Linked DNA regions of Homo sapiens: regions 2 and 3 are each linked to region 1. A link is a loop called in an ENCODE intact Hi-C map of the cell type or tissue named here. Cell type or tissue: endothelial cell of umbilical vein. All regions are shown on one strand.

Evidence for each region. Peaks named below come from ENCODE experiments on the same cell type or tissue, not always from the same donor. Only the 100,000 strongest peaks of a DNase experiment are listed, where the experiment ranks them.
Region 2: it touches region 1 in a loop (23-fold over the local background); 14 of 110 quality-filtered maps call a loop at or near these places.
Region 3: a loop joins it to region 1, with 17 times the contacts of the local background. A loop is called at or near these places in 25 of 110 quality-filtered maps.

Annotation. Positions count from the first base shown.
Region 1 is chr10:93,551,706-93,559,705 of GRCh38, forward strand. LOC105378436 (a long non-coding RNA gene) reads left to right here and starts at 4,774. Exons shown (of 3, transcript XR_946212.2): 1 at 4,774-5,423. RefSeq lists an enhancer at 4,506-5,006. In endothelial cell of umbilical vein, a CTCF peak has its summit at 3,264 (motif pointing right); a DNase peak (open chromatin) is centred at 3,306.
Region 2 is chr10:93,855,388-93,863,387 of GRCh38, forward strand. No RefSeq gene overlaps it. Among named protein-coding and RNA genes, the nearest start is that of SLC35G1, 35 kb to the right of the region's middle. In endothelial cell of umbilical vein, a CTCF peak has its summit at 3,864 (motif pointing left); no DNase peak of the experiment used is centred here; H3K27me3 peaks cover 209 bases.
Region 3 is chr10:93,811,670-93,819,669 of GRCh38, forward strand. No RefSeq gene overlaps it. Among named protein-coding and RNA genes, the nearest start is that of LGI1, 58 kb to the left of the region's middle. In endothelial cell of umbilical vein, CTCF peaks have their summits at 2,002 (motif pointing right) and 4,686 (motif pointing left); DNase peaks (open chromatin) are centred at 2,012 and 4,672; H3K27me3 peaks cover 2,156 bases.

The DNA of each region.
Region 1 (8,000 bases):
TTCTTTTTCTTTTTCTTTTCTGAGACAGAGTCTTGCACTGTCGCCTGGGCTGGAGTGCAATGGCACGATCTCTGCTCACTGCAACCTCTGCCTCCCGGGTTCAAGCGATTCTCCTGCCTCAGCCTCCCAAGAAGCTGGGATTACAGGCGCCCGCCACCATGCCTGGCTAATTTTTTGTATTTTTAGTAGAGACGAGGTTTCACTGTGTTGGCCAGGCTGGTCTCGAACTCCTGACCTCATGATCCACCCACCTCAGCCTCCCAAAGTGCTGGGATTGCAGGCGTGAGCCACTGCGCCCAGCCTTTTCTTTTTCTTTTATTTCACTTTTCTTTCTTTTTCTTCTCTATATTTTCAAATTGCTTATAGGATGTGTTGCTTTCATAATGAGTTTTTGAAAAAGAAAATAAGAATGGGAATTATATTTTCTATGGGAAAATATAGAGAATTTTAAGCTGATTTCAACCAACCAATGGAAAATATACAAATGAATAATATAGTACTGTGTATCTGACTTTTCAAAGTGCTTTCGAATTCAAGGTCTAATTTGATTTCTGTAATAACTCAGTGACGGAGACTGGACAGGTATTATTATTTCTATTTTGCAAATGGGACAAGTGAGCCTCTAACCAGCCAATTAGTGACAAAACCAGGACGAGATCCAGATCTCCTGGGCCATTCATGGACCTCAGATGAAATCACACCTGGCTTTGAATTTGGACAGCTTACTTTCTATGCAACTTAATCTGTTGGGGACCCCCTGTTTTAGCCCACCCAGAATCCCTTGTCCCATCTTTTGGTCTCAGCACCCTGACTTTTCTTATGAACCTGCCCTTCCTCTGTCGGTCCAGATTCCTGATGGGCATGAGACCCCACCCTGCCTACAAGAGCCACCCTTGGGAAGTGTGAGGATAGTGCTGGAAGAGTCTGCTGAGCTGGTAGGAAGTGGGCAAGAGCTGCTATGGCCTCTTTGCCTCCACTAGGGGATGGATGGGCTTCCTGAAACAAACCCAATTCAGAGAAAAGAGTCAGAGGTGAGGACAGGTGCCCAAATAAGTTGTTGTTGTTTGCATCCCTGGATCCAGATGTGCCTAAAGCTAAAGTCACTGCCTGGATTTTTTGCTTATCCAGGCCAGTGCATTTCTTTTTTTCTTTCTTTTTCTTTTCCTCCTCCTCCCTTTTATCCTCCTTCTCTCCTTTCTTCTCCTCCATTTCTGTTTGTTTTATTTGAGTTGGATTCCTGTTAGTTGTAACCCAACGTCTCCCGATCATTATATTCTTCTGCCTCAGTCTTCTCACCTGTAAAATGGGGATGATAATAATAACAATGTTCTTCTTCTGCACAGGATTGTTGTGAGACTTAGCTGAGTCACCACAAGTAAGGTGCTTGTTACATAGTGAGAGGTCAGTAAATGTTACCTATTAAGGAGTTGGAAAAAGCTGAATTCAGAGAATTTTATCTCCCTGCTGGGGGCGGTGGCTCACACCTGTAATCTCAGCAATTTGGGAGGCTGAGGCAGGTGGATCATCTGAGGTCAGGAGTTCAAGACCAGCCTGGTCAACGTGGTGAAACCCCGTCTCTACTAAAAATACAAAAAATTAGCCAGGCATGGTGGCACGCGCCTATAATCCCAGCTACTCAGGAGGCTGAGGCAGGAGAATCACTTGAACCTGAGAGGCGGAGGTTGAAGTGAGCCAAGATTGCACCATTGCATTCCAGCCTGGGCCACAGAGCGAGACTGTCTCAAAAAAAAAAAAAGAAAAAGAAAAAAAGAAAAAAGAAAGTTTTATTTCCCCTCCCCCGCAAAAAAGAAAGAGATTTCTCCATGCATCAAAATATGAGGAATAGATTCCTATAATGCAAATTATGAGAAAAGAGAAAGCACTGTGTCAGTCAGTTCACCAGGGAGTCATTATTCCAGAATTTATGGCCTAGGAGTCACTGACCTCACCTCACGCCTCTGTCTTTCTCTCTTTCTCTCACTCTCTTGCTTGTGTGTGTGTGTGTGTGTGTGTGTGTATGTGTGTGTTTCACAGGAATTGCGAGAGAGGAGGAGAAAGGGGAGATGAAGTGGTTGGCTGGACAGAAATGGCTGGTTTTGCAATGCAGTTTGGGGAGAGGAAAAGTAAACTGGGAGAAAGTTATCCAGGCCTTAGAGCGTCCTTCCTGCATGGGTTGTAGAAAGAGAGGACATGGGGCTTGCCATTCGGAAGCTGCTCAGCTAAGTCTGGTTATTTGTCTGGGGAGTCAGGAGTCTAATGAAGCCAGGCCAGAGGCCTCTAAGGCTGAACAAAACATTAGCACAGGAGGAGCAACAGTTACACACACACACACACACACACACACACACACACCCATTCTGGCTGGATTAAACAGAAAAAGGTATAATGTAATTCACAGGCTCTCCGATGGGAGGGCCAGAGAATTGACCGTGAAGACTTCCCAGCCTGGAACGATGTCACATGATGAAGGCTGCTCCAGTGGAACACTCAGTGTCACCACACTACAGCACAGACACCATGCCTGGCTTGCACCACTGGTTCTGGATGTGAGATCCTAGAAGCCTCTTGATTGTGCCCTAAACTCTTGCCCATAAATGGATTCTGTGAAACCCTAGCTTGTCCTCTCCTGCAAAGGCAAGTCTCTCACGGTATGTCTGGTGGTCTAAGCTTAGGGTACATGCCTTGGTGCAAGGGAGATGGGAAAGCCAGTGTTGACCTTTCCCTTGGGGAGGCAGGACTCATACTGTGGGAAATTTGCAAGTCACCTGATAGAGTTCAAAAGGACAACCATCAAGTCTGATATATATCCCCACAATAGCATTGCTATATTGGGTGTGTGTGTGTGTGTGTATGTATGAAATAGACAAATGATCTATATCTCAAGGTCCACTTTCCAGGATGGTTTCATCCTTAAAAATCCAAAGAACCATCATTCAAGCTGCCACCAGGAGCAGGGAGCCCAGTTCCCTCATTTGGGTGTCACTCAATACCTCTGAGTCCAGACAACTGTTCCAAGCTCCAGGTACCGTCTGGTCACCCCTTCTCCTTGTGGCTCTGCTTGTTCAGGTCAGCATTGCCCCCATATGTGGGCCCAGGTCCCTTTCTCCCCTTACCCCCGAAATGAAAAGCTGACACACTCTTCAGAGATGTACCAGGCTCATGGATGGATGGACGGATGGATGGGCGTATAGGTGGATGAGGGGGTGGGTGGATGGACACCAGAGGTTTGAGGACAATGGTCACTGTAGCCAATGACACCAGGGGGCAGTGCGGAGCAGCTTTTCAAGGCCTAACTCCCTACACTCTTCCATCAGACCTGGCTGGCAGGGCTTGGAGAGCTCATTTTGTTCAACATTTTCATTTGTGAGGAAGTTGTTGAGGCCCAAGACAGGAATGGCTGTGTCAGTAGCGCACAGCAGCTGAGCTGGCTCTTGATGCGGCTCCAGCACCCTCTGCATTACAGTATTTACATAAGCCCACCTTCCCAGGCTCGGAGGGCCCCCACGCTGCCAAGCCTCCGTCAGCTATCAGTGATTCTGGAGCCCTTCCTAGGAGTCTCATCGGTTGCCGGCTGCTGAACTCAATCAGCATAGAGGAAACAGACAGTCAGAGTTCAGGGCGTTGGCCAGGCTGAGTCATTGTCTTCGCCCCTCCGAAGGGCTGCATGTTAGGGCCCTCACTGGACACCCCTTCCCTAGCCATGTCTTTTCTCTCCTTTTGGAATCCAGATCACCTGGAGGTCATATTTCCCAGGAAAGGAAGGACCCCACGCTGAGAACACATCTTACAATAAATGATCCCTCTCTTCTCAAAATTTACGTCTGTGTTACATCCCCTTTAGCCCTGCTTTTTAATTTCCACTGCCTGTTTCTTTGGGGGCAGTGGGGGTGGAGTGGGGGAGTACCAGGGTGGTGATGGCCCCTCCCACCCCCACCCCTATCCTTATCCATCTTTACAGCAGGCTCCTGAGGACCACGACTTAGATAGCAGAGACATCAAGAGGCTCACTAAACCTCAAATTTCCATTTTCGTTCATTCATCTATTTAATTATTCAACTATTGAAAATATTTTAAGCCCCTCCTATGTGTCAGATGCTAAAAAAAGTCACAAACTTACACTTCTTAAGCCCTTACTACACTAAAGGTGTGACATTTAGTATATTATCTTACACAAGCCAATGAAGGAAGTATTTTATTTATTTATTTATTTTTATTTTTTTGAGACGGAGTCTTGCTCTGTCACCCAGGCTGAAGTGCAGTAGCACAATCTCAGCTCACTGCAACCTCCACCTCCTGGGTTCAAGCGATTCTCCTGCCTCAGCCTCCTGAGTAGCTGGGATTACAGGTACCTGCCACCCATATCATTCAATTCACAAGCATTTTAATGACTGTGTAGTATTCTACTGAAGACATATAACTGATTTACCTCCCCCTTACTGTTGACCTTATATCTATTGTAGAAGTGGTTTAGTGTTTCAGTGTTTAATATTTTCTTTCTTTCTTTGTTTCTTTTTTTTTTTTTTGAGACAGAGTCTCGCTCTGTCGCCCAGGCTGGAGTGCAGTGGTGTCATCTCGGCTCACTGCAACCTCCGCCTCCTGGGTTCAAGCTATTCTCCCTGCCTCATACTCCCGAGTAGCTGGGATTACAGGTGCCCACCACCACGCCCAGCTAATTTTTGCCATGGTGACCAGGCTGGTCTCGAACTCCTGACCTTGAGTGATCCACCTGCCTCAGCCTCCCAAAGTGCTGGGATTACAGGCGTGAGCCACCGTGCCCAGCCTTGAAGGATGCATTGTTATTTTCGTTTTACAAATGAAGAAACAGAGATCTAGAGAAGTGATGTCACTTGCCCAAGAGTGCACAGCCAGTGAGCTACAGGACAGGAATCAAACCCAGGAGGCCACACCCAAGTATCAGACATTTCCTGCAAGTGTTCAATTGTGAGGCTTGCTCTTCCCCTTCAGCTGCACCCCACAGGCAGCGCCAGAGTGCTGAAGCATGCAGCCCCAAGCAAGGGCCAATGGGTGAGCAGGAGTGGCAGAGGCCAGGTTCTGGCCACTGAAGTGTGTTGTAGCTTTGGGACTTTCGGAGTGGAATTCCAGAATGTTCCATCAGGTTCCATTCTTCAGTGATGCATGGTTGCAAAGCTGCAGCTCAGGGAAGAGCCCCTCCAAGGTCACTGAGTTGAGAATCGAGAACCTGAGTCTGCTCCACTGGGGCTAACGAGCCATGTAAGCGGGACCATCTCCCTTTGCTGCACGGGGGCCACCTGCTGCCTCCTCTGTGAAACGGGAGAGCATACCACCTGCCCTGGAGAGCTGTCCTCGAGATGAGATAAAAGCATGGATATAAAAGGGTCTGGAAATTTGGAGGTCTTTGCTTGTATGAATATGTGTCCTTATTATCGCCATGTGACGGGCTGGTGAGTCTTGACTGAGTTTCTCTGGAGATTGAAGCAGTAGTCAAGTTTTTAACATAGGATTTTTTGTTTTGTTTTGTTTGTTTGTTTTTAATGACTGCCACACATACTCTGTCCTAAAAGAAAGAGAAGTTTAACAACAGCAAAATAAGCAGGACATAATCTTGCAAGTAAAAATGGATGTGGTTAGCCTTGGGGAAAACTACACAGTTGACACTTTTCCCATTTCACTTTAAACCAGCGGAGACTAAAGCAGAGGCTGGCCTCTGAGAGCCATTGCTGGAGGGTGGGTGTGGTGCATAGCTCTGTCCTTTCACCTTGCAGCCAAGCTGGGGGCTAAATATGGCACGGGACAGTTGTGTGCATTGAGGAAACTGAGGGATAGAATAGAAGAATAATGTGACTGAACAAAAATTTTTTTTTCTTTGAGACAGAGTCTCACTCTGTCACCCAGGCTGGAGTGCAGTGGTGTGATCTCAGCTCACTGCAACCTTCACCTCCCGGGTTCAAGCGATTCTCCTGCCTCAGTCTCCTGAGTAGCTGGGACTAAAGGCACGCGCCACTATGCCCAGCTAATTTTTGTATTTATAGTAGAGACGGGGTTTCGCCATGGTGGTCACACTGTTCTTGAATTCCTGACCTCAGGTGATCCACCCGCCTCAGTCTCCCAAAGTGCTGGGATTACAGGTGTGAGCCACTGCGCCAGGTCCTGAAAACAATTTTTAAATGCATATTACAAAATAGTGTGTGCAACACAATTCCCATTTTATAAAATACCTGTAGGCATACAGACAGCCCCGGATGTACAGAAAACACACTGGAAAGTTACACAGCACAATCTCACAGGATTATCGCTGTGTAGAAGAATGAAGGACAAATTTATATTTTTCTTGCATTTCATAATAGAAACATAGAACTAATAAAGAAGCCAAAAAAAAAGAAAAAAAAGAGAAAAGAAAAAAAGAAAGTGATGCAAGAGGAATCGCGCAACACTGCAATATCTTGGCCAATGGTCTCCTTGGGATGTGCGGAATTTCAGTAAAGCTACATCTTGTACTGTAGAAAGCTCTTCTGGGCTTGTGCTCACATCCTTACCTGCTGTCTGGCCATTTCTAGGACTGGGCATGGTGCTGGCCATGCAGTACGTGCTCCATCAGTGTGTGCTCAATGGACTGCCTGCCATCCTCGGCTGGCCACTGTGGCTCCTGGCCGAGAGAGGGCCACAGAGAAACACTACCGCTTAAGTAGAAATGGACCATATCAAAATTGCTCTTCTCTCTGAGTTGAACATTTTGTATTTAGGGGCTTTAATTACATCTTTCCTTGGAAGAATGGGAAAAAGGTGATTACCAAGATCCCACTTATCCAGTTTGAGCTCCCGTATTGGGCAATCTGGCCTCATTAAAATAAAGACTGTCTTTAAAACATGGGGGGGAGGGGAGGCGTCAGATGTTGGATCTTCTATTGATTAGACTCCTTGGTGGCAAGCAACAGGAGTTAATAAATTCTGGCCAATTTAAGCTGGAAAGAAATGCACTGGGAAAGATCCTGGTAGCTACCACTGTGGACAGGAAGGCTGCAGAGCCCAGGTGATAAAACAGGCAGGGCTGAGAGCGCTGAGTTGCAGGGACCACTGCTCGAGCCCCTGAGCTTTAGCCCCCAAACAGAACTCACTTGTCTTACTAATATTTATTTATTTATTTATTTGCAACAAAGTCTTGCTCTGTCGCCCGGGCTGGAGTGCAGTGGCACGATCTTGGCTCACTGCAACCTCTGCCTCCTGGATTCAAGTGATTCTCCTGCCTCAGCCTCCCCAGTAGCTGGGACTACAGGCGTGCGCCACCATGCCCAGCTAATTTTTATATTTTAAGTAGAGATGGGGTTTCATCATGTTGGCTAGGATGGTCTTGATCTCTTGGCCTCGTGATCCACCTACCTTGGCCTCCCAAAGTGCTGGGATTACAGGCGTGAGCCACAGTGCCTGGCCACTACTACTAATTTTTTTTTTTTTTTTTTTTTTTTTTTGAGATGGAGTCTTGCTCTGTTACCCAGGCTGGAGTGCAGTGGCGCGATCTCAGCTCACTGCAACCTCTGCCTCCCAGGTTCAAGCGATTCTCCTGCCTTAGTGTCCCAAGTAGCTGGGACTACAGGCTTGTGCCACCACACCCAGGTAATTTTTATACTTTTAGTAGAGATGGGGTTTCACTATGTTGGCCAGGCTGGTCTCGAACTCCTGACTTCGTGATCTGCCCACCTCAGCCTCCCAAAGTGCCAGGATTACAGGTGTGAGCCACCGCTCCCAGCCACTCCTATTATTATTGTTATTGTTCTTTCTACCCCCCCTTGCCAGTCCCCCTACTCCTCAGTGTTCCTCCTTCCCCAGTTACCTCAGCAGTGGGGGGCTGATCTTTTCTGGTCTATTGACTCCTAAGGCCTCCTCAAGGCACTGGGGCTTCTTGAGGCATGGCTTCACCTCTTCTGTCTGTCTGGGAGGAACAGAGTTTAGTCACCCCAGGACTCCAGCGACAGTGGTCAGGCCTGGCCGTCCAGTGTGCGGACATCCCCGCCCTCACAGTTGCT
Region 2 (8,000 bases), 300 kb after region 1:
TAGCCTCCCTGAGGCCATACCTAAAGCTTTCCTTTTTTCCCCACTATAAAGCTTTCACACTTCTCTGCCCACCTTTGAGTTTCTGCTAAAACTCAATGATGGTGGCTGTTTCTCTTGCTATAGCAGCTCTGAATAAATAGCCTTTGCTTTTCTCAGGCTGGGGGATGGAGCGGAACCTGAGTCCTGCTAAGGTGCAGACATAAACAATTGTCAGCCATTATTCCTGAGGTTATATGATACAGAAGAAGACATATTTATTTCCATATTTGACATTTATATATAGGACCTTGGGTCACAAGATACTGAATGGGACTTTTGCCGTTGTTTTGGAATTGTCATTATAGTCATAATGCTGAGTTCTTAGGTACTAAGTACAGCTGTTACCGGATGGAAGGTCTTGACTGAGTCGTCCAGGTTCTTGATATGTTGAACAAAGAATTGAACAAAATGCATAAACAAAGCAACAAAGGAATGAAGCAACGAAAGACAAAGCAACAAGAGAACAATAACAAAAGCACAGATTTACTGACACTCCAGAGTAGGAGCAGATTAGAGCAAGCAACTCAAGAGTGCCCCTCCACCCCAATTAGGGTTTTTATTAAGCTGAAAGAATTTGGTAACAACCCTAGGTGCCCTTTAGAGGCCTCCAATTGGTTACACCCTAGGAAGGCTTGGCCAGTGACCAATCAGAGGCTGAAGTGGAAACTTCTGTCTTGTTATCACAGGGCAAGGATGTGGCCGGTATGCTGCCGAATCTTGCCTAGAACTGTCCGCACCTGCTGCTCTTTTGTTTATGCCTTTACCCTTGGTTACCCTAATTCCCCATTCTCCTGCCTCACAGCCATGGGACTGACTAAAAGTTAACCCAACACTGTAATCCCAGCATTTTGGGAGGCTGAGGCGGGTGGATCACTTGAGGTCAGGAGTTCGAGAAAAGCCTGGCCAACATGGTGAAAACCCGTCTATACTAAAAATACAAAAAAATTAGCGGGATATGGTGGCACATGCCTATTATCCCAGCTACTAGGGAGGCTGAGGCACGAGAATCACTTGAACCCAGGAGGTGGAGGTTGCAGTGAGCCGAGATCCTACCATTGCACTCCAGCCTGGGCGACAGAGTGAGACTCCCTCTCAAAAAACAAACAAACAAAAAAGTTAACTCAACAGGTGTACCACCATTATGTCAGCATTCCCCAAAGCCTAATGAAAAGTAGAAATGTTCCCAGGGTAGCAAAATTGTCCTAGAAAAAGGATGCTGAAGCTTCTCAAGCACGGATACAGTAGTCCATCTATTCACAGTTTCACTTTCTATGGTTTCAGTTACCTGCAGTCAATTGCAATCCAAAAATATCAAATGGAAAATTCCAGAAATAAACAATTCCAATACATTTAAAGTTGTGCGCCATCTGAGTGGTATGATGAAAACTCTTGCCTTCTGGCTCTGCACCTGAGATATGACTCATCCCTTCGTCTAGCATATCTATGCTAGATACACTATCCACCTATTAGGCACTTAGTAGCAGATCAAGTGTCCTGGTATTGCCGTGCTTATGTTCAAGTAACCCTTTATCTCACTTAATAATGGCCCCAGAATACGAGAGCAAAGATCATAATGCTGGCTATTCACATATGCTAAGGAAAAGCCATAAAGTGCTTCCTGTAAGTGAAAAGGTGAAAGTTCTCAACTTAATACGAAAAGAAAAAAATGATATGCTGAGGTTGCTGAGATCTGAAGTAAGACTTGTTATCTGAGAGACCAAAATAGATGCCCCTTTGTTAGCTAAGACAGACCTTAAAGTTAAGGAAATAAAGTTACCTATGGGTTGAGTTGCCTACCGATTCAGGGCCTGGCTAGCATGGCAAATTTCTAATTTCCTCCACCTCTAAATGTCCTAACAATAGGAGCTATCAGATCCTTCCTAACTCTGATTTATAACCCAGGCCTAATTACAACTCTAATTGGATGGAGGGGCACCAAACATTCTTTTCTGATAAGAAATTACAGACTTTAAGCCAGTTTCAGTCAGTTTATAGAGGCTGTGCACAAACTTTGTGTTCTATCATTCACCTTTTGATGTAAAGAGCCAAATTTCACCTTGTGTTAATGCTAAACCCTCCCCCCAACCAAAGTGAACATGGGAGGTATGTTACTTATATGTTTACTCATTGCACATGCTCAGCTCCCCTCATAAACGTGTATGGCTTTTCCCTCAAACCCGCCAAATACGTATGACTCTATTGTGTGATACAGGCCCTGCGAGGTATAAAACCCAACCTGTTCTTCCCTCTTCAAAGGGAGAGCACCTCTGGTCCACACTGGAGAGTATCTCTTTGTGGTTTGCAAACCAATATTCCCAAAAAAGCTCTCCTTTCTACTATTTAGCCATCCTCATGGTCTTTGGATTATACAACAAACCTATCCATGAAGATAGGAAGGAAGAGAAGAAGGAAAAAAAGAAATTCATGCTAGTTTTGCTGTTGCACTTCAAACAGCAAAAGCTGTGGCCACAGTGTGTGACAAGTGCTTAGTTAAGATGGAAAAAGCGTTAGATATATGGGCAGAAAACATGAATAAAAATGTATTCTAACTGATGGCAATCAAGTTCAATACTATCCTTGGGTTCAGGCATCTGCTGGGGGTGTTGGACCATATCCCCTATGGATGAGGAAGGCTACTATATTTACATTTCCTGTGGTGCAAGCAGAACCCATAAAGATTAGCAGAGCTTGAGCCTTCTCATAGGTACCCTGGAGGCATTTGCCTTCTGGGTTAGAGGACCCCAGCATGGAAGGGGCTTAGGGTGGTTGGTGGTCAGAAAACGTTATGCTGGAAGAAATCATCTCGCCTTGGATACAGAATCCTTCATTCAGAACAAAGACTACATTTCCCATCCCCCCTTGCACGTAGGTGTGCAAGTTATGGCCAATGAGATGTGCAGCATTTGTGCAATTAAGAGATCCTGCAGGATCTCCTTCCCTAGAGAGGTTTTTGTTTTCCCTCTTTGGCCTCTCCTCCTTCCTTAATCCTAGAGGACGCGGAAGCGGCAGAGTGGGAAGGAATTAGATAGTAGACCATGTCCCCTTCCATGCAGATCCCTTGGTCATACCCAAGTTAAGGAAGAAGGAGAGAGCATTGAATTGGATGTGAAATTCAAGTTTCTCACCGGACTAGGCTAGATTTTTAATACCTGACTGTGACTAAGAAGCTTTGAGATCTGTCCAAGATGTCATTAAAGAACAGAAAATAGGTACTTAATGGATATTGGTTCAATGACACTGAGCTATTAAGTACATCCAGATTTTTCCATGTTCCATTTTCTTAAAATGCAGGTACACTTGTATGTTGTAAAGAATATCTATAGGTTGGGGAGAAAACAGCAGAATTAAGACAACATTTACCAAAAAAAGACACCAGTAGTCAAAAATGCATCATTCTAAACTTCAGTATCCTATAGCATGCAGGAGCCTATCCTACTCTAGGGGGAGGTCCTACTCCAGGCTTCCAGTGTGTCTTCTTTATCATTGAATACACAGAATAATGATGTCAATCGATAACAGAATCAATCATTTTATAGAAAAATTATTTTCTTTTTTGCCTCTCCCCCCAAATTATTTTCTTAATCTTTTCATCAAGCAAGCTTCTATCCTCAAAGTTTCCTCTACATTTTAAAATGTTTGAAACGTAATTTCTGACCATATGTCCAGCAAAATGGAAGGCTGGAAGTGGAGTTACAACCTTCTAAGCATTAATACAGTAGGAAACAGCTTTATTCCATATGATTTGAATCTTAAAGTTTAAACATAAAGGATGGGTTAAACAATGGCTCATTTTGTGATAGATGCTGACACCTACTGGGCAGATTTTATATTAAATGTTCGATATGTTTTGGCCCCCAAAAAGAAATGAAATGTTCCTGGTTCTTGAAAGGTAAAATCTTGGGTTTGGAAGGGCAAGGGCATGAGGGCATCCTGGCCCCAGGATGGTGGGAGCATAGCCACTGGGAAATGAAGACTCAAGGATGATAAAAAGGACTCAGGAAAAGAATCATGGGGTAAGTTCTGGAATGCCATCAGATAGTTGGCTCCAGAATTCCAGCCTTGCCAACCTAAAGTCCTTCCTCTCCTGGAGTTTCTCATCTGCTTCTAAGATTTTTTTCTAGGTGTAGAGCTCTATTTTCAGACTGAACTTTGCGGAAGAACTACCCTCCAAGTCAACTCAAATAAATGTGCCCCTGCATCATTTTCTGGGCATTCCTGTGACACCTGGTCATCATCAATATTATTGCTGACATTTTTTGAGTACCTACTTTGTACTTCTGCACTAAGTCTTTATATTATAAGTGGTCAGACCTTGGAGTCAGGCTACCTGAGTGCAAACACTGGCTCTGCCATATGTTAATACAAGTTCTATGACTTTGGTCAAATGATAATCTCCTTATCTCTAAAATGGAGATAATGATAATGTCTACCACACAGAGGTCTTGTGAGATTTTAAAGTGTTCACATACATAAATTACTCAAAACAGTGCCTGGTATATCATAAGTGCCATACAAATGTTGGTATTGTTACCTTATTTAATCTTTACAATAAAACTGAAGTAAACACTGTTATTTTGTAAAATTAGAAAACAGTCTTGGTATATGAGTTGGAAATGTTTTCAGCTTTAAATAACAGAAAACCTAACTAATGGTGGCTTACATTATATTCTCTCTGTCTCTCTCTCTCTCTTCCCCCTTCCCCCGTCTCCTATAACAAGCCTAACGAGCAGTCCAGAGGTAGGTGGCTGCTGGCACTGGCTCATGGCTCAGTGATGCCAGGGCCAGTGTCTCAGATATTTTCAAGGTCTTTCCCTCATGGTCATAAGAGGATTATCCCAATTCCAGGGATCATATCTGTTCATCTGCCCTTCTATTAAAAAAGTAAAAGCATTCCCAGAAACTGTCCCATTAACTTCTACTTATGTTCTATTGGCAAGAAATGTGTCACTTGGCCACTCGTGACTACAAAGGGGCATGGGAAAGTGGGTATTTAACCTTTCCAGACTCTAAAGTAGAAGGCAGTAAGGGGGAAGGGAATGGGAATGACCACTGGGTCAGCCAGAGATTGGCACCTGCCACACTAAAGAGAAGATAAATCATTTGCTTAGGTCAGATAGCTACAAAGAGATGGTGCAGCATTCAAGCCCAGGTAGCCTGGCTTCTGGCCTCCTGATAGTTTGGATATTTATGCCTTCTTCCAAATCTCATGTTGAAATGTGATGCCTGATGGAGGTGGGGCCTAGAGGGAGGTGTTTGGGACATGGGGGCGGATCCCTCATGAATGGCTTGGTGCCCTCCCCATGGTAACAAGTTCACAAGAGATCTGGTTGTTTAAAAGAGCCTGGCACCTACCCCCTCTCTCTCTCTTGCTCCCTCTCTTCCCATGTAACATGCTGGCTCTCCTTCCCTTCTGCCATGATTGTAAGCTTCCTGAGAACTCATTGGAAGCAGATGCCAGCACCATGCTTCATGTACAGCCTGCAGAACCGCGAGCCAAATAAACTTCTTTTCTTTATCAATTATCCAGCCTCAGGTACTTCTTTCTAGCAATGCAAAATGGACTAACACAGAAAATTGGTACTGAGAAGTAGGGTGTTGCTATAAAGATATTTGAAAATGTGGAAGCAGGCTTCGGGACTGGGTAAAGGGCAGAAGTTGGAAGAGTTTAGAGGGCTCAGAAGAAGACAGTGAGATGAGGGAAAGTTTGGGACTTCTCAGAGACTGGTTAAATGGTTGTGACCAAAATGGTGATAGAAATATGGACAGTGAAGGCCAGGCTCAGATGGAAATGAGGGAGTTATTGAGAACAGGAATAAAGGTCACCCATGTTATGCCTTAGCAAAAAACTTGGCTACATTATGTCCAGGCTGTAGAGATCTGTAGAAGTTTGAACTGAAGGCTGATATCCCAGGGAATATGGCAGAAGAAATTTCTTTATTATTATTATTATTCATTTATTCTTGAGACAGAGTCTTGCTCTGTCGCCCAGGCTGGAGTGCAGTGGCGCCATCTCAGCTCACTGCAAGCTCCGCCTCCCAGGTTCACGCCATTCTCCTGCCTCAGCCTTCCTAGTAGCTGGGACTACAGGTGCCCACCACCATGCCCAGCTAATTTGTTTGTATTTTTAGTAGAGACGGGGTTTCACTGTATTAGCCAGGATGGTCTTGATCTCCTGACCTCCCACCTCGGCCTCCCAAAGTGCTGGGATTACAGGCGTGAGCCACTGTGCCCGGCTGGCAGAAAAAATTTCTAAGCAGCAAGACGTTCAAGAGGTGATCTGGCTGCTTCTAACAACCTATGATCAGGTACTGGAAATTTACAATTTAAAAAGGAGCAGAGCACAAAAATTTAGAAAAGACACAACTTGGCCATGTGGTAAAGAAGGAAAAAGCATTTTCAGGAGAGAAATACGAGAGGACTGTGGAGCAACCACTTGCTGGAGAGATTAGCATGGCTAAACAGGAGCCAAGAGCTAATAGCCAAGACAGTGGGGAAAAGGCCTTGAATACATTTCAGAAGTCTTTGGGACAGCCCCTCCTATCACAGGCTGAGAGGCCTAGGAGGAAAGAATGGTTTCAGGGGCCAGGCCCTGGGCACAATTACCCTGCACCAACTCGGAAGGCTGCTTTCCCCAACCCTGCTGCTTCAGCTCCAGCTGTCATTCAGTTACAAATCAGGCTGCTGCTTTGAGGCTGGGCACAGTGGCTCACACCTGTAATCTCAGTACTTTGCAAGTGATCCAAAGCAGGTGGATCACTTGAGTCCAGGAGTTCAAGACCAGCCTGGGCAATATGGTGAAACACTGTCTCTACCAAAAAAATAAAATAAAATAAAAAAATAAACAACAACAACAAAACAATGAATAGGCTGCCACTTTGGAGAGCATAAGCTCTAAACCTTGGCAGCTTCCACATGGTGTTAATCCTGCAGGTGCACAGAATACAAGCATGAGGGAGGCCTCGTGACTTCCACCTAGATTTCACAGGATATATCAGAAAGTCTGGGTGTCCAGAGAGAAGTCTCTGCAGACAGCCTCTACTAGGGCAATGTCATGGGAGAAATGTGCAGTTGGAGCCCCCACACAGAGTTCCCACCAGGGCACTGCCTAGTGGAACTGTGGGGAAGGACCTGCCATCATTCAGATCCCCAAATTGTAGAACCACTAGTGGCTTACAACCATAGTGTGGAAAAGCCACAGGCACCAGACTCCAATCCATGAGAGCAACCACACAGGATGCACCCAGAGAGGCCACAGGGATGGGGCTATCCAAGGCCTTGGAAACCCACCCCTTGTACCATTGTACTCAGGATGCAGGACATGGGGTAAAGGGAGATTATTTTGGAGCTCTGAGGTTTAATATCTGCCCTGCTGAGTTTCAGACTTGTGTGGGGCCTATTGTCCCTTTCTTTGGGTGATTTCTTCATTTTGGAATGGGAATGTCTACCCAACGCCTGTACCATTATTGTATCTGGAAGAAAATAACTTGGTTTGATTTTATAGGCTCATAGGTGGAAGGAACTTGCCTTGAGTCTCAGATGAGACTTTGGACTTGAGATTTGGACTTTTAAGTTAATGCTGGAATGAGTTAAAACTTTGGGGTACTGTTGGGAAGGAATGATTTTATTTTGCAATGTGCGGAGGACATGAGATTTGGGAGTCCACGGGAGGAATGGTGTAGTTTGAATGTTTGTCCCCTCCAAATCTCTTATCAAATTGTGATCCCCAGTGTTGGAGGTGGGGCCTGGTGGAAGGTGTTTGGGTCATGAAATTGGATCCTTCATGAATGGCTTGGTGCCCTCTCCATGATAATGAGTTTACATGAGATCTGGTTATTTACAAGAGCCTGGAATCTCCCCCTGTCTCTCTTGCTCCTTCTCTTGCCATGTGACACATTGGCTCCCCTTCCTGGAACATAATTGTAAGGTTCCTGAGGACTTACCAGAAGCAGATGCTGGCACCA
Region 3 (8,000 bases), 260 kb after region 1:
TGGAACCCTTGTACACTGTGAAATGCAAAATGGTGCAGCTGCTCTGGATAACCATATGGAGGTTCCTCAAAAAAGTACAGATAGAACTATCATATGAACCAGCAATCTCACTTCTGGGACTGTCCAGAAAATTTGAAATCAGGATCTTGAAGAGATATTAGCACTCCAGTGTTCACTGCAGCACTATTCACAATAGCCAATGTGTGGAAACAACCCAAATGTCCATTGACAGAATGATTAAAAGAAACGTGGTATATGCATACAACAGAATGTTATTCAGCCTTAAAAAGAAAGAAATCAACTTTTTATTGAAATTCCTTTATTTGATTTTTAAAAATTATTTTCATATAATACTTGCATAACTTTCTTAAAGGAAAGTTTCCCCACAATGAAGATTAAAAGGGACTAAGTTGGCTGGGCATGGTGGCTCACGCCTGTCCCAGCACTTTGGGAGGCTGAGGCAGGCGGATCACCTGAGGTCAGGAGTTCGAGACCAGCCTGGCCAACATGGTGAAACCCTGTCTCTACTAACAATACAAAAATTAGCTGGGCGTGGTGGTGGGCACCTGTAATCCCAGCTACTTGGGAGACTGAGGCAGGAGAATCGCTTCAACTCAGGAGGCAGAGGCTGCAGTGAGCTGAGATTGCACCATTGCATTCCAGCCTGGGTGACAAGAGTGAAACTCTATGTCAAAAACAAAACAAAACAAAAACAAAAAAAGGGGGCCAGGCGCGTGGCTCAAAACTGTAATCCCAGCACTTTGGGAGGCTGAGGCGGGCGGATCACGAGGTCAGGAGCTCGAGACCATCCCTGGCTGACACGGTGAAACCCTGTCTCTACTAAAAATACAAAAAAATGAGCCAGGCGTGGTGGTGGGCGCCTGTAGTCCCAGCTACTCAGGAAGCTGAGGCAGGAGAATGGCATGAACCTGGGAGGCGGAGCTTGCAGTGAGCCGAGATCGCACCACTGGACTCCAGCCTGGGCGACAGAGCAAGGCTCCGTCTCAAAAAAAAAAAAAGGGACTAATTTCCCTCCTCATCCCACCTCAGCCATCTCTTGGATTTATCACTGTTTGATGAGGGTTTCACTGTTTCACCCTCCTAAACTGAGGCCAATATGCCCTGTAGACATCAGTAATATCAGCCAGATGTTCATGTTTATAATATTTACACTCATGTGGGGGCAAAGTGCAGACCATTATATAACACACCCATCTGCTAAAAGCCTCCTCCACAGCAAAGAAAAAAGGCTGCCTAGTAAATGGATCCTCCTAGAAGTACATTCCAGAAACCACACTACCAACCTGCATTAGTGTACTCAGAAGGGCCAGAGAGAAGCCTGTCCAAGACTTTGAGGAGATATTCATGGTAAAATAAAAGTTGGCATATATTACTGATTCCCAATAACCTGGCACATCAGGGTATCTAAACCCAGTCTCCTTTTTCTTCCAAATAACTGATTTTGCCCCCATCAGCATATTTCCAAATCTTCTCCCCTTTATTTCTAGTTTAAAGGATCAAACTGATGCTGATGTTTGAGATTTCTGTAATTCTCACCACTTAAAGGATGCAGTAGCAGATTAATCATAATAATTATTATTATTATGCTATAGAAGGGGCTTTGTGTTTTGAGGCTTCCAAATAGAAACTACCACACTATGTAGGGGCAAGATCCAGGGATATCACTCTCTGATAGCAAATCAAATAAGTCAGGACAGAGTTGATGAGCTCAGACATTTTCTGACCATATTTCAGGGCCGTTCCCAGAAACAACTCATGATCCCTATGCTAGATAGACTGCTAGAATCATTCACTTGGGAATGTTAGATAAACTCTTCGTGGGAGCTGCAATGTGGCTTCATCCAATGCTTAATAATAGGAGGATTTGGTACCTGTTAAGGAATGCTGAGGAAGGAGAGTTAGAGGGCAAGAACTGCAGCCTTTTGCCAGAGGCGGACATGACCCAGTAGTTAACAACCAGACCAAGTCTGCTGTGGCCAACAGAGGGCAGCAGAACCCCCCTGCCATGCACATGGGCACAGTGCCCATGTGACAGCCACTATGAACATCCGTGCTCCAGGACACTGGGACCACAAAAGGGTGGATCCCAGAAAAGGTATAACTAATGTGAGCAATGAGTTTTGGGGAAAGAAATTTTCTTCCTAGACAGTGGCCAGCAAGACTGTTATGGAGATTCCAAGAACAGAGTCCAGGGGTTCCCAAGGTTCTGATAATTTGTTTTGCTGAATAAGGTTTGCCAAGGTCCTGCCTCAGTCAGATGATAAGGAAGGCAGTAAAGGACAGAGAAAAAGAATGAAACTGAAGAAAGTATTTAAATAGCATCTTGCTTTGGTATTCTAAATAGACGTTCCTTAGCAAGAAGAGAGTACTCATATCTATGTCTCCCTCGTGAAGCTTCTGTTCTTCCCTGAAATCGATCCACTGGCCCACCTTGGAAGATTGGATTAGTCCCCCAAAGCCTGGTCATTCCAAGAGGAAAATCAGAATAACAGTCACGGAATTCAGCTTTGGATCATGCAAAGTCAGAGACTGTAACATAGATTCCTAATGACTCAGCCAAGATATAAACAATTAATTCAATTCAGCATGAACAACTACCCATCCTTTTAGCATGTCAGTAGATTTGCCCATGCATCACCTATATCAACAATGCCCATCACCTCCATAACAAAGGGGGTGTGGTAACAAACACTTTGCTTTCATCTTCCCATAGACCTCTGCCCTCGATCCTCCTAGCAGGAAGGCCAATGATCTGGCTCAGGTGATGGTGAGCATGGCAGGCATTGTACACGCAATGAGAGAGCTGGCTTCATACCCACACAGACTACCTTGCTTTCCTCCTTGGTTAAGGGCAGGCAGACTGAGTGTAGTTGAATTTTACTGCCCTTGAACACAGCACAGCTTCATGTGCAGCAGCTTAGCAAGTACCAAATACCACTCAAGGTCGCCACTAGGTGAGATGACTATCCCAACAGGTCTGGACTTACAGGAAACTTACATTTTGAGAACAAAAATATAAGTTTAACCAGGCAAAAGTGCTGCTGTCAATGTGTTCCCAGCTTTCCAGTTGCCCTACAACTTAAAGAAGGTTCCGGCTTTTTCTAGTCAATTTCTTCTTCTCCCACAGCGTTCCCAGCATAGCCCTCTTTTGGGGACTCCCATGAAGCAGAATTGGGAGAAGAGGAGAATAACACAAAGTAACTCACAGGTTAGGCCGTAGGAGGGTGTCAGAATTTGTATTCTGAAAGAGACCAGAAGGAGCTGTGAATAGGGAGTGGAAGGGTGAGGACATGGGGATTTTAAGAAGAGTTCCTGTGAGTTACAGCCCTTTTATGACATTTAAAAAAAAATGTTGCTGGACTGCGTTAATTTGATGCAAGTCTTCTTTGAGAATGGACCCTATGAATCATCATTTCAATAGAATTATAGAAGAGACTAACATAATTCTGCTTCCTCCTTTGAATGAGCATTTGCATAATTTGAGTAGGTTATCCTATATCTCATGAGAAGCAAAGAAAATTATCTAACTCACAGAATCTCAAATTAGCAGAAACCAAACAAACCAACATCCAAATATTTATCAAAACACTGCTGTTTGTGATCTTTGCTTCCATGTTATTTCACCATAAGCTTTCTGGAATCACCTTTGCTGCTTGGACACTGTTGGAGACGCTTCCTCTCCACCTCTCTGGGAAAGTCTTTGCCTGTAGCCTCTCATTACGGGGCCCTGGGCTTTGGACACATCTCTCTGTGGCCTGGACTGCTTGGTTAACATTTTCTGTGTCGCTGTCTCCCCCATGTGACAGAGCTGGTGTTCTTTCTTCAGTTCATTTTTCTGTCCTAAAGGGACCCTTTTGACTCCAGAATTGGAGGTATGCAAAGAAGCAAACTGTTGCTCAGTGTTACAGTCACAAGGCCAAGAGGTGTTTAGTTAACTTTTATAAGTGGATTTAGGTTTATGCCAGAGTAAGAGGCAGAGTCGGGAACAGCTTTTCCTCATAAAGAAGGAAAACAAAAAAAGAGGCAACATTGATTGGAGAAAGTCTCCTGGTAACAGAAAGAATTTTGATATCTGAGCTGCTGGATGCATGCGCTTTCTTTCTCTCTCTGATTCCCCCCCCCACCCACCTCACTGAAGTAGGATAAGGGCAGAGATAACTGAGAGGAGGTGGAATTCACTGGGGAAATTACCTCGGAAGCAGGCTATGGAAGAGGGCACCACAGAAACAGGTCCCCCTGTAACCATAGTGACGGCTGAAGAAGGAAGGGCACAGTGGAGAGAGGGAGCAAGGACAGGGACACGGGAAAAGCTGGGAGCGAAGGGGACCCCCAGGTCAAAGGGGCGAGTGACAGAAGCTGTGACTAGTTGAGGCTAAATTCAGGTTTTTAAAGGAAGATGAATTAATTTCTAACTGCAATTATTTAGGGAGGCAAGATGCATGTGATGTTATGGGTTCTTTTTACCTTTAAATGGAGTATAATTTTTTTTAAAGTTTAGCTATTTTTACTAAAGCAAGATTAGGAGAGAGCAGTGGAAAGTTGTGGCTAGAAGTGGAAATGGGTGTCAGGAGAGTTCGAGAGGAAGGTAGACTCAGAGCTCCCTAGAATCTCAGACACTGTCCTCATCTTGGGTGGAAGCAGCGCCCGGCTGCCTCCTGGTGGCAGCTGGTTCCAATTAGCAGGGAGTAATTAGGAGGAGGTTTCACTCGCTGACGCTGAAATGGCAAAATCCAAGCCACAGGCATAGACGGATGGCCAGATTTAGCACATAAAAATACAGGGTGCTCTGTTAAATTTGAATGTCAGACAAACATGAACAATATTTTAGTTTGCGCTTGCTTCATGACAACCTTAGTAAGGCAGTACATACTGATTCAATTTCTTCCTCTTGGTCTCTCGCCTCTGCATTTTTAAAAAAGAAAGGAGATGACATTCAACCAAGGTAGATAGTAAATAAATAAATAAGTAAGTAAATAAATGAAAGGGAAGGAAGGAGAAAAGAAGAGAGGCAGGTAGGGAGAGAAGGAGGAAGGCTCTTGGCCCCAAATTATCATTTCCTCTAATTCTCCATTTACAAAACTCCATTCCTTCTTGCCCCCTCACCACCCGCCTCTTTTCACCATCCTAGGGACACTTTGTAACTATTCCCTACAATATGTCTTCAAAACATTAAATCAGAACCAAGCCACACCAATGAAAGCAAACCTCAACTCTCTGGTTCCAAAAACCACCGGGGTCTCTTCCTGGACACTAAAGATATATTCTGACCCCCTCCTCCTGCCTCCCGTGAGCCTCCACCTCGGCAGCATGACTTGCTGCTGCTAGATCTGTACCTGCCAGCTCACCTCACCTCTTAACCCCCTGCTTGCATTTTCTTCAGGTTCTTGTCTTTGATGCACAGTTCTTAAAGTATCTCCTAATTAAGTGCTCGGAAACAGGTGCCAATAAATCTAGTTACAGTAATATTTCAAAGAGGTGTTTTACAAAATAAATCGATGTTTATGGTTCAGTATGTGGTGTATGGTAATGGTGTTCTTTAATGGATTTTCCTCACACAGCCCATCTCAGCTCCAGCTGAGGCTGGATGCTCCCAGCCCCCAGCCCCTAGCCCCAGTTCCCCGTCCTAACTGAACACTACTACAGAAAAGTCCAGAAAGAAGACAGCAGTTCACTTATCATCTTGAAACTTCAATCAGATCATGCCATTCTGCTTAAAACCCTCCATTGCTCTCCTATAACATTTAGAATAAGATACAGAATGTCCACAATGGCCTCTAAAGTCTGTGGGGTTTTCCTCTACCCACAGCATCCCACCCTATTCCCTGCTCACTGCTATCTAGCCCCATGAAAACCCTTTCTGTTCATGGAAGATGCGAAACCTTTTTCTGCCTCAGACTCTTGTACTTGTTTTCCCTTCTGCCTGGAATGCTTCCCCATGCCCAGTTCTTTGGATGGAGAGGTCATTCTAATGCTTCAGGACCCAGTTCTAAGGTGTTAAGAATATTCTATATCCTGGAATTTGTGCACCTTATTGTATGGATGTCACATCTCGGTAAAAGGTAAAATGTAATGTATTACTAATTCACTACTAGATCACCCTTTTGATTTCCTTCCTGACAATGATCACAAACCATAATTATCATATTAACTTGTTTACTTGTTTACTGTCTGTCTTCCACTTAGATCAGGAGGTGGCAAACTATGCCACCATCCAAGTCTAGCCACCACTTATTTTTATAAACAAAGTTTCATTGGTACCTAGCCACACCCATCCATTTACTGTTGTCTGTGGCTGCTTTTACTAAGCTACAGTGGCAGAACTGAGTAATTGTAACACAGATTGTATAGCTTCACAAAACCTAAGATGCTTACTGTCTAGCCCTTTCCAAAAAAAAAAAAACAGCTTGAAACCCCTGCCATGGACTGTAAGTTTCATGAAGGCAAGAACTGTGTCAGTCTTCTCCACCTGTATTTCAGGATCCAAAACAGTGCCTGGCACAAACTCAGCAACCCCTCAATAAGTGTTGGCTCCTGTCCGGCCCCTACCACTGGCTCCCCTGGCGCAGTCTCCTAGCTTGCCCTTTCCCTCATCTGATCCTGGCGCCTGGCCATTTGCCTGCAGAGTGTAGGTTCTTGCCATCTGCCAGTCCCTTGTAGCCCTGCCTCCTTGCTCGATGTCACCAAACTGGTGCTTCTTGTGCCCTGATGCTGAAAACCCATCTAATCACAACCAATAATCTTCTAACACAAAAGCTTCCTCTGCTGTTTGTGTGTTTTAGAAGCAATCGTTTTGTAGTATGCCAATCCATTCTCTATAATCATGAAAGATGCCTGTCTTAAAATGTCCTTCTATCATTCAGCTTTTTGTTAATATATTTATTTAGGTATCTTCCTATTATAAAAGCGATTCATATACATAACACACAATTTTGAAAATAAAGAAAAACTAAGAGACAACCGTTTTTAGCACTGATGTGGTTTCTTTTTATTAGTCTTTCTATGCTATTTTTTAATGCATGCTTGTATAAAACAACAAAAAATGGCTACAAATTTTCTCCCTTGTATTATAATAAGCATTTTTATATCATATATTCTTTGTAAAGTATTATTTTAGTAGCTGCATAATATTATATTAAATGGAAATATTAATATTTATTTATTGTTGGGAAATATTTATAATATATTCAGATCTTTACCATAGAAAGTAATACAGCCATGAACATCTTTGTGTATGAAGCTTTTTTCCCCCATTTTTTGGATTACTTCCTCTAGGAAGAGTTCCAGAAACAGAATTACTGGATCAAGAACCATTGTTTTGAGTTCAGATAAATACTGGCATCCTCACTTTTAAAAGGCCTGAAAACTTCTTAATAAAGATATCAGAGCAAATGCATTCATAATCCTCTTTCCTGTGCTCCAAGTCCATAGGAATGACAGGTTAGATATTAAATACATATTTCTATGCTTCTCTAAAAATGCAAGAGGAAAATGTCACTGGCTCAAAAAAGGAGTAAAACTTAAACAATAAGCAAAGTATAAAACCACAGGGACAAACAGTGAGACTGGAACTAGGCAAACAAGACTGGAGTCCAGAGGAAGGACTGAATGTAGCCCTTGGTAGTGGGGAGCTACCCAAGAACAGTGGATGACAGAACTTCATCCGTACATCTAGAACAGTGGCAGAAATACACCACTTGCTCAGGGTCAGTGTCCAAAGCAGAGTCCTATATTAGTCCATTCTCACACTGCTAGAAAGAACTATTTGAGACTTGGTTATTTATGAAGAAAAGGAGTTTAATTGACTCACGGTTCAACAGGCTCTACAGTTTCACATGGCCAGGGGGCCTCAGGAAACTTACAATCATGGCAGAAGGTGAAGGAGAAGCATATCTTAGCAAGGCAGAGTAGAAGGAGAGACAGAATGAGGGGGAAAGTGCCACACACTTTTAAACCATCGGATCTCATGAGAACTCATTCGT